Linked DNA regions of Homo sapiens: all the other regions are linked to region 3. Evidence: chromatin loops called from intact Hi-C (ENCODE). Cell type or tissue: mammary epithelial cell. All regions are shown on one strand. Each heading gives the region's core, and the rest is flanking DNA. Links, peaks and the distances in the headings are about the cores only.

Evidence for each region. A loop is a pair of places that touch in the nucleus more often than their neighbours do. Peaks named below come from ENCODE experiments on the same cell type or tissue, not always from the same donor. Only the 100,000 strongest peaks of a DNase experiment are listed, where the experiment ranks them.
Region 1: a loop joins it to region 3, with 2.4 times the contacts of the local background. A loop is called at or near these places in 14 of 110 quality-filtered maps.
Region 2: it touches region 3 in a loop (3-fold over the local background); 16 of 110 quality-filtered maps call a loop at or near these places.
Region 4: a loop joins it to region 3, with 6 times the contacts of the local background. A loop is called at or near these places in 18 of 110 quality-filtered maps.

What each region holds. Positions count from the first base shown.
Region 1 is chr2:158,537,733-158,541,011 of GRCh38, forward strand. The region is part of intron 2 of PKP4 (plakophilin 4); the gene reads left to right. Among named protein-coding and RNA genes, the nearest start is that of PKP4, 82 kb to the left of the region's middle. In mammary epithelial cell, for the core only: no CTCF peak of the experiment used is centred there; a DNase peak (open chromatin) is centred at 1,599; H3K27ac peaks cover 432 bases.
Region 2 is chr2:158,598,890-158,602,168 of GRCh38, forward strand. All of the region lies in intron 3 of PKP4 (plakophilin 4), which reads left to right. Among named protein-coding and RNA genes, the nearest start is that of PKP4-AS1, 130 kb to the right of the region's middle. In mammary epithelial cell, for the core only: no CTCF peak of the experiment used is centred there; a DNase peak (open chromatin) is centred at 1,592; H3K27ac peaks cover 2,301 bases.
Region 3 is chr2:158,458,859-158,462,137 of GRCh38, forward strand. All of the region lies in intron 1 of PKP4 (plakophilin 4), which reads left to right. Among named protein-coding and RNA genes, the nearest start is that of PKP4, 3.5 kb to the left of the region's middle. In mammary epithelial cell, for the core only: a CTCF peak has its summit at 1,999; no DNase peak of the experiment used is centred there; H3K4me3 peaks cover 285 bases.
Region 4 is chr2:158,617,797-158,621,075 of GRCh38, forward strand. It overlaps PKP4 (plakophilin 4), which reads left to right. Exons shown (of 22, transcript NM_003628.6): 5 at 3,194-3,279. Among named protein-coding and RNA genes, the nearest start is that of PKP4-AS1, 120 kb to the right of the region's middle. RefSeq lists an enhancer at 1,761-2,055. In mammary epithelial cell, for the core only: no CTCF peak of the experiment used is centred there; DNase peaks (open chromatin) are centred at 1,505 and 1,835; H3K27ac peaks cover 1,120 bases.

The sequences.
Region 1 (3,279 bases), core at 541-3,040, 79 kb after region 3:
TAGATAAATACAGCGCTGGGCATGGTGGTTCATGCCTGTAATCCTAGCACTTTGGGAGGCTGAGGTGGGCAGATGGCTTGAGCTCAGGAGTTCAAGGCCAGCCTGGGCAACATGACAAAAACCCTGTCTCTACAAAAAATACAAAAAATTGGCCAGGTGTGATGGTGTGCGCCTGTGGTCCCAGCTACTCAGGAGAATCACTTGAGTCTGGGAGGTCAAGGCTGCAGTAAGCCGTGATCATGCCACTGCACTCCAGCCTGGGTGACAGAGCAAGAACCTGTCTCCAAAAAAAGAAAGAAAAATGTGGTGCCCTCAAAGGATCCTGCCTCTTCCTGTGGAAACCTTAGATTAAACTGATTGATTTGTCATTGAAATGCACAGCACACCCTTGGATGCAGAGAAATTGGAATTTGATAAGACATTCGCTGCTTATCCAGAGCCTTGCTGCTGCCCTCTGCAACTTACTTAGATGGGTCAGAATGCTCACTCACAGGCACAAGGAAACAGTGAGCCAAGCATCATGTGCAGGGTATTATTATCAAGTGGTAGAATACATTGTAGTTTTATAATGATTCCAATATGATCTCTTGGTTTTAGAAACACTCTTTAAAAGAGAACAATATGGCCAATCATGGCTAGGATTTGCAAGTATCTTTCACAAGTATCTTTGCAAGTTGATTTCTGGTTTTGTAGAATTGCACATGTAATATTCATTAGAGTTGTTCATCTTCTGTCATAAAGTTGCTTGAATAATTGAGATCTCTATTTGAACTTGGTCATACTTTTCAGGCTCTCTAACCACTTTTTTTTTTTTTTTTTTTTTTTGAGACAGACTCTCGCTCTGTCATCCAGGCTGGAGTGCAGTGGTGCGATCTTGGCTCACTGCAACCTCCGCCTTCTGGGTTCAAGCAACTCTTCTGCCTCAGCCTCCCAAGAGTAGCTGAGATTACAGGTGTCTGCCACTACACCCAGTTAATTTTTGTATTTTTAGTAGAGACGAGGTTTCTCCATGTTGGCCAGACTGGTCTCAAACTCCTGACCTCAGGTGATCTGCCCACCTTGGCCTCCCAAAGTGCTGGGATTACAGGTGTGAGCCACCACACCTGGCCCACAAACCGCATTCTTATATTTTTGGTTAATGATTTCAGAAGCTTAGAATCTAGATTTAAGGTTGAGGCCAATCCAGATAGCATGAACTGGTAAGCAAAGAATAGATTTGGTAAAATATGCTAATTTTATATGCACTCTTTTTACTCTGGTGAGGTCTCAAGTTAGATAGTGTATGCTTCTTTTGTTATCTTTGATGAGTGAAAATTGCAATGTTCCTCATCTGTGTGGCTCTTAAAGAGAATACCACTTTCAATATATTTTCTGGCTTTTGTGAAAATAACCATTCTATCTTCAGTATGTCCTTATTAACTTAAGTGATATTTAAATATCAAAGAGTGAAATGAGAGCCAGAGATCCTTAATTTTTTGAAGATAAAATAAGAAAATCTGAAGCCCAACTGTGTCCTATTGATGTTACTTCATTTTTACATAGATATCTTAGCTTCAGTAATTACACACCCTTCCTGTATGGCAAAATGCCCAGAAGTGAACAAATTCCAGTACAATTATTTACTTTATTCCTCTGGAACTGAAACAACTCAGCTGTTACACACCTGCCTTTGTAACTTCCTTTTGTTTGGCCCCTATGCTTATTTTCAATGAAATAGTCCTCTCTGACACACCTCAGCCACATGCAGAAGAGAGAATTTTTATTTCAGCTGTAAACAAGCATAGTTTGTCACTTAACTAGAAGTCTTGTGCTGTAAGTACAATGCCTGAAACTTCTGATTTTTCCAATTGGCAACTTAGTTATTTTTCCAATTGGTAACTGAATTATCCTGGCAGTTATTGTTACCGTGTAACCCACAGTGAAGTTTTCAGTGCCTGAACTGCAGCATCTAACCCAAGATAAGATTGGATCTCAGTGGTTTTTGAGGGATCATCAAATTTTACAGCTTTATCTCCATAATATTATAAAAATGAGGTTCAAAATGAGGACAAATGGCAGAGCCTTGTGACACTGTTTGGCTTGTATTCAAGAATTCTGAACTCTAAAATGGCTCTCAGGAGATCAGTCCTCTTAAGTTGCATGTACCATGGTCAGAATTTAACATTTCCCTTCATTTTGTTAACGATGCAGGGTGTCCTCCACCTCAAGCGTCCCTGTGATTAAAGAATACTACAGAGTATGGCCAACAGGTTTATTCAGTATTTGAGTACTGCCCACTCCTCAAAGAAGTTGTCCTTCTCAACATCAAAAAATTAGACTGCCAAGAGGTAGCTAACAACAAGCATATGCATTTGGCTACCTGCCTACATTTTCCGATAGTCTGATGAATGATCAGATGGAACTGCTAGCAAAGCTTCCAGTCTTATATGTCCTCAACTATATATTCAGAATAACTTAGTATTTGTTCTCTTTGATTTCATCGGAAGCATCATTTTAGGTTGTATTGACACTGAGGGGTTTGTTTGAAAGACTGTTCTATGAACTTGAACAGACTCCATGTGGCTGTTCACACATAACTGGATCACACATTCAAACATGGAAAACATAGTAGGTGCCCAAAATATTTATTAGTTAATGAACTAAAAATGTAAACATGTTTACAGTGCCTCCATACTTAGATTAAGCTTGCTTTTAATTAATTAAAAAATGTTTATTTAAAGACTACTCTGAGCAAAGCACTTTGTCAAGGAATGGGTTGAGGGGGATAAGTAGACATATAAAGTTGACCTATTTCATATAGTTTCTACTCTCAGAAGAATGCAGAGGCACAAACCGTATTTATACTTCAATATAGAGTAATTGACACATTATGAATATTCATTAATTGATGCATAAGAGACAAGAATGTGTGTACTTTTGCCCCCTTTTAGTTTAAACAGGCTATCAGTATGTATTATGTCAGTTTTATGTAAGTTTGTTAACTTAGGCATTTTTAGGTTTAATTTTTACCACTGAATTACCATTAGCTTTTATTTACATTTGAAAGTAATAGAATATTTTTGTTTAATTTTTACCATTGAATTAGCATTGTTTCGTTTACATTTGAAAATGATAGAATATTTTTCTTTGTTAACACTTAAAGCCAACCATGACTTTATACCTTTAAAATTATAATTTCCTTTTCAGTTGAATAATCCAGTTTACAATTCTTTTCAGAGTTAAATTATGAATATATGGAATAATTTCCCCCTGTATATGCAAACTTTATGCTGTTAAATT
Region 2 (3,279 bases), core at 239-2,738, 140 kb after region 3:
TTGAGTAATTCTGAAAGAATTTCCAGACTCTATTCCTGCATGTTCTACCCTAAAAATAGCAGTGGAAGTGTGAAACAGTATGGTGTGTGAGGCAACTGCAAGCAGTTAGAAATGCTTCAGATGTAGGTTTGTGTGGGAAAGGGCACACTAGGAGGAGCCAGGTGGTGCAGGGCCTTCTGTGCCATCTGAGATGTTTGCATTTTATCCTGTATGGATCTGTTGTGCATTAGCAGCAGAAGAATGACATCAGAGGTGAGTGTTTGAAAAAAATCGCAGTAGTAGCAGCGTGGAAGAGAGCCTGGCAGGATGAGAAATGAAAGCCAGGAAGACCAGTTAGGAGAGAGACTGAAAGAATGACCCAGCCAAAAGAGGATAAGAGGATAAAGGCCAGAACAGTGTCAGTGGTAGTAGAGATGAATTCAAAATGAGTGATAGCCATGTGTCAGATACTGCCTTAGGCTCTGGCCATTGTCTGTAAACAAGGCCACCTGCCATACCCTCATGGAGGTTACACACTAGTGGGAAGAACAAATAGTAAAATTACTCCCTGCTCTTCAGTTTGAGTGACTGAAGGTGGGAATCACTAAACAGGAGTCAGTTTAGAGGGAAATAATTTCAATACGTTGAATCTGAGCTGTGTTACATATCCAGTATGCAGTTGGAAATAGTCTACAGTTATGAGTCTTGGGCCCTTTTCAGAGGGCTACTTTGTCTTTGTTAGTTTTAGGATAACATCAGTCAGGATTTTTGGTTGCAAACAATAGAATCTTCTCTGGCTTATGTAAGCAGAAAAGCAACTTTTTAGGAGCTATTGGATATCAACTCATGGAGTCTCTAGGAAGGCCAGGGAGCCAGAATCTGAATCTGGGTTTCAAGGAGCAGTGCCTACTGCCACCACTGTATCCACCACAAATGCTCAGGATCACCCTATCTCCACATGTGGCTTCTTGTGAACTTCACTCACTGGCCTGCCCTCTGGCTGGAGGGGATTATGAGCAGGTAATTTTCTGACTCCTAATATGGGAAACAGCAAAATAAGGAGAGTTTTCAAAGATATTGCACAGCTGTCAATGTCCAACAAAGATATTTTTGCCTCCATTTGCATCTGAATGAAAAAAATTAATTTCAGGAGTATGTAGAATTTTATAGTGATCTACAACATATTTTCATGTAATATTATGATGAAGGCACATTGTCTTCCTGTAAACAAAACTGATTTTTCGTATTAAAATGAACTGTTTTGTTAATTTGGTAATAAATTTGCTTTTGATTGATGTTCACCATCTGACTGGACAGCCCCAAGGTTATTAGTGGATTTCATTCTAAATGATTAAGTTATTAACGTATTAAATTATGAATATATCTTCCCATTGAAACAAAGTTATCATGGGTGACTCAGTTCCTGTGTGTATTTTAAAATGTGTTTCACATTCCAGTGGAAGCTCCTAGAACGCAAGCTGCTTGGCATCTTCAGAAGAGAAGTGAAAGGGAACCGGGATGGAGTCATTTGTGGGCACAGTGCCTACAGACACATTGTAGCCATTCAATAAAAGTTGAGGAAGTGTTTCTAGGAATAGATGGTTGGAGGGAGAGAAGGAGGAAATAAGCCTATGTTTCTAACATGAAGCTGCCTGTGATTGTTGTAATAAACATGGGTTTATTAGAACAATTGCCTTTGGTGGTTTAAAACAGCATTTCAAAATTCCATCTGTTTTGTTGTCCAATCCCTGAGTCCCAAAGTAGTGAACAATTTGAGAGTCATTTGAAGTGAGTAATTCAAAAAGAAAATAGGCTGTTATGAATAACATGTAATGACCAGTTATTTCTCAGAATTATAGAAGTTTCTGTGAAAGTAGTTGGGCTGAATAGATGATCTTCAGAGTATACCATGGAACTATTTATTTATTTTTAATTTCATTATTAGCTTGTTTTTCTAATGATTTATATATGGTACCTTAAATGGAGGAGGGAATATTATTGAGGCTTCCCATTGCCTTCACCTAGGAATACCTATTATATTTTGGTAACCAAAGGTCCTTTCAGCAGCAAAAATGCTGTTTGCTTGATTGTTACACAACGAGGTTGCTGGAGCTTCCTACCTAGACTCGGGGAGAATAAGTTGACCTGCTTATACTAGGTAATACCTGGTAATTTGTATAATCTGACCTTTCAAAACATTAAAGAACTTGATTTTTTCACAATTTAATTAAGCATCTGCTGTGTGCCTGGCAAATGCTAGGCACTTGGTATAAAGAGATGAGCAAAACAACCACAGCCCTTGCCCCATTTGAGCAATTAGCTGGAATTATATTCTGTGACCTACAGTTTTGAGGATAAAAAGTCTTGTATTTCATTAAAGTTGATATAAGTTTCAAACTCAGAAGATAAAACTTTCTTAATATTCCCGAGAAACTTGAGGTATACTAAACATTTCCGGATGGCAGTTTGATTTACCATGTATTTTAATATTGACATAAAATATGATCCTTTTGAGGAAACAGAGTTGGGTAATACCAATCTCAGTGCTTAGAAACTAATTTAGATAATAGAATTAAATAACAAAAACAGATTGAGGAGAAATTGAAATTCAGTGTGCAGAACCACTTTTGGAGTCACAAGACAGTGATGGCCTACCCTTAGGAGCAAGACAAATGTCTCATTACTGATATTTGACCAAGTTTTCACTTTTTCCTATCAGTCCATTTTGAAATCAGCTAAGAGTGTTTCAGATAAAGGAACATCACAGAGCCCTGGAGGAGATTAGCATTAACTGATTGACTCCACTTGCTGGGAGAAGGTCACCCTGCTTGCAATTCGTTCAGTGGTCCTGGAATGTGAACTACTGCACCTGTGATGGAGAAAAGGCAAATCACACACAAAATTGAAGTTCAGGGAGTTTCTATGGAATCTAGGGTTTTCAACCAGCAAGTTTCATAACCACATAATGACTTGGGGAAAGTATCAAGGGGGTAATAAGAACTTAAAATCTCAGAAATATAGCACTAAAAGGACGGTTCTTCCCCCACTCCAAGTGCTTTATTTGGCAGAATGTTTCCTTAAGCCCAGAGTCACACTCCTTTTTCTATAAATTTAATAAGCACTCAAAAAAATACCATGAATATATGTCCTTTTTCTGGTTTTTTAAAAGGAAAAAAGGTATAAATGATTAAAAAGAAAAACATGTAATGGCTGTACTCAGGGATATAACTGCTAGCACATTCATTTTTATTTTTCTAGACTTCTAGTCATATTGTCTATGTGTCTGTATGTGTTTAATGC
Region 3 (3,279 bases), core at 542-3,041:
CCACAATCATGTATATTTCAAGATGTAATTTATTAGTGGAGGTCTCAGTTTTTTCTCTTTGTTACTGAGTTTGACTGAAAAAAAAAAATAAATGCTGCCCTACAAGTTTTAAAGAACGGTAATTATTTACGTGTAAAATCAATGATGGCTAGTATGCATTTTTGGTCAAATTTTGTTTTCCTTAATACGGGAGAGCAAAATTTTGACAGAAAATGGTTCGCTAGAATTGAGCTTAGATTCTTTTTATTTTTAAAGAGAAACTAGAAGAATGCTTCTCTTCTTGAATGCAGTATATTGCTGTAGGAGTATCTTCGTTTTGGTGCCTGTGAAACAGTTATGGAAAATGGCAACATGAAAACGAGAACAACTAATGTCTGAAATAAGTGTTTCTGGGTGTTGAAAAGCATCATATGTGTGTTTTTATTTGACACAATTTGCTTTGCAGGTTGCATTTATGATAAACCTCTTTGCACCTGGTTATTTTATGTCAGATTCAGTAAAATAATAAGTCAGTTGTCTGACCAATCAGCTTTCTTCCAACACCTACTTTGTGTAGATCATGGACATTGAAAACTATTAAATAGGAGCCTTTAGTTAAGGACTCAACAGAAAGGAAAAAAAATAGAAAAAAATATTTTGCACTCAGAAACGTTTATGTTTTGGTTGCTACGTTGTTTTTCAGCTATGTGCATAATCAGTGAATCTTCTAATTTAGAGGTTTAATTTGTGTCCAGTAACACTGTGGAGGATATTGGGAGGTGTTTGTAAATGCCAACAGGAAACTTTTATTATGTAACAGTATCATATTACAGCAGTGTTTAACCCATGCTTAACCCGTGCTTTTTTGACTTGATGTCAAGATTGGGAAGTAAAAGCAAATTTAGTTTCCCTGCCGCATTAGAAATTGAAAACCCTGTTCAGATGTATGGATCACACACACACACACACACACACGACACACACACACACGATTGGCTGTGCAGATAGTTTTGCCTGCTTCAGGTAAAGGTAACCTTTCAGTTAGAAATGCTTTCTATTTGTTACAGATATTCAAAGAGTGGAAGTTTTTCAACTAGTGATCCTACACAATTGAAAATAACCGAAATTGTATTTTGACCAAAGTGCATTCCCTCCCCACCCCCTACTATTATGTAAGGAGAGGGTGCTGCATCTGGTGTCTTATGTATTATACTGAAGAGTCTAAGTTGGGAAAGCTAAATATCCAATTATTTTAATTTTTACCTGTATTGTTTTTGGAGGGAGATAAGGGAGCAGAGTATTGATGGAAAACAAGGGAAGAAGAAACTAGGGGCAGCTAGTATTCAGCCAGAAAGTAAAATTATATACATTATTGCAGCAGTAATGCATTTATAAGCTGAATAAATCAAATCTAATTTTGTGACTAGTTCTGACATGATATGAATTTAAAGAAACTACTACCAAATTCAGTTTAATAAAAATTTTAGCATTTCTATGACCTTGAGTATTTGGATTAGGTTTAAATTAGAATCGCAGTTTTCTTCCTTTTCTTGTAAATAGGCAAAGTAAATTTAATGTAAAAATTTGAAACTCGCTTTAATTTTTGAAAATGCAATTATTGGCAATTTTTGACCTTAGTAATTTCCATGCTGTTACCCAGGGATCAATTTAAATAATATTCATACCCTGGATGATGCCAACCATCAGGTAAGTCTAGTCTCTTACCTGACTCTTTTGAAATATTAAGGTATTTTGAGAATGCTCTGTAATCTAATGTGTTTTTCTTTCTGTTTCAATTGAGCAGTAATTCCCTACCTTGCTTAATTCTAAAATGGACATCATATCTTCATTCTTAAATGGAAGGTAAAATAGAGGTTACTATAGGGTTATTTTAGGGCATAAATGCCTATGGTATTGTATGTCAGTTTGGGAAGTTTGCCTTCACGCCTTCAAGTGTACAGGGAGATAGTTACTCCTTCAATGTGTGAAATGATTCTGTAGTGCCCTTCCTGCACTGAAGGGGGAAGAAGAATCTGAAACATAACACCAGAGGACTAGGTATGTTTGGAGAATTAAATAACTATTTCACAGCCAGACAACACTACAGACAGCTGCAAATAGAGAAAAGAAGGAAAACTTTTAAGATACGTGGATGTAAGCTTTCATTCTTACATCAATGGAAGTGATGATAGCAGTCAGCAGGTCAGTTCGATGCTCAGTGATAAGAAATAACAGGGTTATTTCAAGGTAAGGTAATCAGGCTCTAAGTTGCCAAGAACAGTAATTCATGTACTTGCTGGTTTCAGTTCAGAAGTTGCATAACATTCAAATATTTCTTACCTTGTCACTTTAATAATTCAGTGGAATTATCTTAATTTAGTGTGCTATGTTACCATTACTAAATTGGGGATGTTACATGATGGTGATCTTCAATTAAACTTAGGAATGTTGCAGACATTTTCTTCATCATTGACCTGTTGTTTTTCCTTTTCATAATTCAGATTTGTTTGATATACCAATAAATGTTGGCTATATCACTGATCATTTTATTATTCATAGTCTTGATAACATTATAGTTTATTATGACTCATATATAATGATTCATTGCAGCTGATAAAATGTTGTTAGGGATTGTATTGTGAGATTTTATTACTACCAAATATATAAATTAAAATGTGGAAGTGTCTGAGTTATTGTAAGTCATGTGATTGCAAAGCATTTTTCCTGAATGGAATAATGCCTGGTGACTGGGTGGGTGCCAATCCAGGTAGCTAGATATAGAATAATACAGTCTTCACAAAATCCAGAACTCACAATATAGGGTAGGGAGGGAGGGGGCCAGGGGAAGCACCTTTCTTTGACATCTGAGGCATGTTTGACTTCTATAGTTTCCTCTCCACTAAATATAAATTGGGTGAGTTGCAAATATTTAATGGTGTTAGTACTGCTCTTCCTTCATCTGTGCCCCTACACTGCCCCCACCACCCTGCCACAACACACACACACTATGCCATCACCACATCTGTGAGCTTGGCAAGGCAGAGGAAGCTCCTTATGGCCTGAGACCATGTACATAAAATGTAGACATTGGTGTCCTGTATTCCAGGTTGAATTTAAAACAGGTATGGGGTTTGACACAAAAATGATACTGTATATGAAGGTTAGGTAAAATATGTATTTGAAGTGAGGCTATCAGGGTACTATGCAGGCTTTTGGGGCCTGGCCCGAAACTTGGAATGCAGTTTTTCATAGAAACCCACAATCAGTTTACAAATAGACTTTTGAAACACTGGCTAGGTG
Region 4 (3,279 bases), core at 315-2,814, 160 kb after region 3:
AAATTTCTTTTCATAAATCAGAATAGATTTCAGGATACTTTGATCTCTGCAGCTATTCTTCATTATCATTGGGCTCTACTAAGGAAACAGAAAAATAACTGAATGGCCGAGCACAATGGCTCACGCCTGTAATCCCAGCACTTTGGGAGGCCAAGATGGGCAGATCACTTAGGGTCAGGAGTTTGAGGCCAGCCTGGCCAACGTGGTGAAACCCCATCTTTACTAAAAATACAGAAATTAGCCAGGCATGGTGGAACACATCTGTAATCCCAGCTACTCAGGAGGCTGAGGCACGAGAATCACTTGAGCCCAGGAGGCAGAGATTGCAGTGAGCCAAGATCATGCCACTGCATTCCAGCCTGTAGAGACTCCGTCTCAAAAAAAAGAAAAAATAACTGAAGACCTTATTTATAGAATAGAAGTTGATTGCTTTATACTAAAGTTCATATTAAATAAATCTTTTATTAACTCTTAGTTTTATATTTACTTAAAGATAGGTCACAAAACCTAAGTCCTATCCTTTAAACCCAGTTACTTAGATTTTCAAATTAGATCCTGGGTACCTGAGAATTTTGTATTTTAGTGTTCTAGTTAGCATCTCAGTGTCCTTTTCTAGATTCTGTTTTCTAGGGCGTTGCATTAAAAAATATATGAAACACAGGTCATAATATTTAAAAGGAATATGGCTGTCATATTACTTTTGGAATAATTTTGTATTGTTTGAGATACTAATTTCGTGAAGTTTTATTAGGGCAACCAGTATGGAATCACATATCTCATGATTTGTGCTTTCTCTAAGGTTATTTATTTTAAATAGCTTCTCATAAGGAAGAGTTTAAATGAGCAAGATTGTTACATGGTTTCTGAGAATATGTTTCATTGAGTGAAAAGACACAATTTCTGAGCTACAATTTTTAGGGTATGTTTCTCTTTTTCTGTTTTTTTTTTAAGCTCTGAATAGCTTTTTTTAAAAAGTGGGTGGGCAGCTTACATAAAATTCTAATGGTTTTGGTTTCCATGGTGAAAAATGTTGAGACCCTGACACTACATGCCACCTAGTGTTTCTAAGCCAAAAGCTTTAATATATTGGTGTCCTAGATTTTACCTTATATTTAAGTAAAGCTGAGAACTATCTGAACATCTTTTTCTTTTCCAAGACAGAACATTTTTCCATGTATGTGAAGCCTTGAGGCTACCACAGTGGTACTTTTTATCTGTAGTTTCTTGCTAGTTCGTATTTGCTTTCCCAGGGTTTCCGTCCCTGATGGAACAAAGGTTGACTGCTGCATAGCTCTGATTTCAGGCCAGCACCTGTGCAGCTATTCCCAGCTATTCCAATTCCTTGGTATTTTACTTAGTCCTTAGCAAAACTCCTTTGAGAATTACTGTATAAGAATGTTTAGAACTCTGGAAAACTCATGATAGAAGATGTACAAGTAAAGCAGAGCACTTTCTGGTATTGTCAGCCTGACAGTGACTCAGCTCATGTTTCAACGTGTACCAGGGAAACCATATACAATCTTTAATCTTTGTTGAAATTCCAAACTGAAGCAATCAGAACTGTCACAGAATTCTACCATACAGAAGCATTCTGTCAAATAATATAACAGGAGACAGGTCGGTAAAAACCTATACTAAGAATGTCAGCTAATCTTTCCAGAGGCTAGGAAACAAAACCTTGAATTGAATCTGACATCAAGTTAAAGGTTTAGAATGCAGTGGGATTTCCCACTTCTCCCTTAAACCTTGTATTCACCTTCTAAAGCAGCTTAATCAGCAGTCCCTAAGAAGTTTGCTTTACATAGCCAAACTTCATTGAACACAGTAAGGTAAAGCCACAATGCAATGCCAGGCATGAGTCAGCACTCAGTAAAAGGAAGCTGCTGTTGTTACTGGGAATTTGCTTGTTCAACAAATATTTACTGAGCACCTACTGAGTACTCTGCACCATCCTAGACACTGAGGATATAACAAACCAGATAAAAGTCTGTCTGTCCTCGTGGAGCTTATATTCTAGTGGGGAGAAATGGTGATAAGCGCTATACAGAAAGAGAAGGCTGGCCTCCTGTGGTAAATGGATGCTACTTAGATGTTACTTCCTTTAGGAAGATTTTCCTAAGCTCCATTCCCCCAGACACACACACACACGCACACACACACCCCTTACCTTCTCTCATAACTGCATAGGGCCTGGCATGTAATAGGGCCCAGAGGGAGACAGGGAGGGAGGAAAGGAGGTAGACATTTAAATCCTTAGGATTGTATGTTAAACTCAGAATGTGATAAGAACTTAATTATCTTTGAAGTGAGAGTGAAGTAGCATTTCTGAAAGAAAGTTTGTTAATAATATAAGGGTTAAATGCAAGGAAGGAATGGCTTGTATTGAAGTCCATCAGAAAATGGGAAAATACATTTTGAAGATATTAGAGAAAGAAGGACATACGGGAATCGAATTGGGAAAAGGAAGCATGATCTACACCACCTAAGTTTACGGCATAAAAAACAGAAGTTTGAATGGGGTTTGTTTTTTTCAAGTTCAGGATGGCAAATGGTACTGTTAAATTAAAGCAGATAATGGAAGAGATGAGTTTGGCTGGAAGAAACAATGGTTAGGTTAGACTTGCCTATATTCCTTTAAAAAAGGCTAAAGGAATAAAATAAGCAGGTGAACAAGAAAATTTTCATTGCTTGCAATTCTAAAACTTTGTATAGAGTTCCTTTGACTGTAAGTGACATGAAATATAACATAAAATGTGCTCTACCTTCAGAGGCTTCATCACCAAGCTCAATAATATGAACGTTGTGTAAGTTTTCATTTTTAATTGTTTGGAAGATGGAGGACCCTTCTTGAAATACTTGGTCTCCATTCTCAGTCTTTTAATCCCTTGGAGGAAGGTGTCTGAGAGGTCAGTTTTCCAAGAGGAACAGGATCAGTTTTCAGATTTTGATTTAATATTGAGACTTACAATCACAACAAACAACATTCATGAAATTCAGCAAAATATATTAATGAAGTATAAGTATATGGAACACATTCATATAGTTAAGAGTCAGATGTGCTGTGTAAGCTGAAAATAATAGCCTTGTATTAGCATATAGATTCTAAGATGCTGTTGACAAACATCTGAACCTTTTTTAGCAAGTTTTTATGTAATGTTATTATATTTAGCTGATTAAACTTTTCTTGTTACAGACGTGCCAAATACTGGTGTAAGCAAACCTAGAGTTTCTGACGCTGTCCAGCCCAACAACTATCTCATCAGGACAGAGCCAGAACAA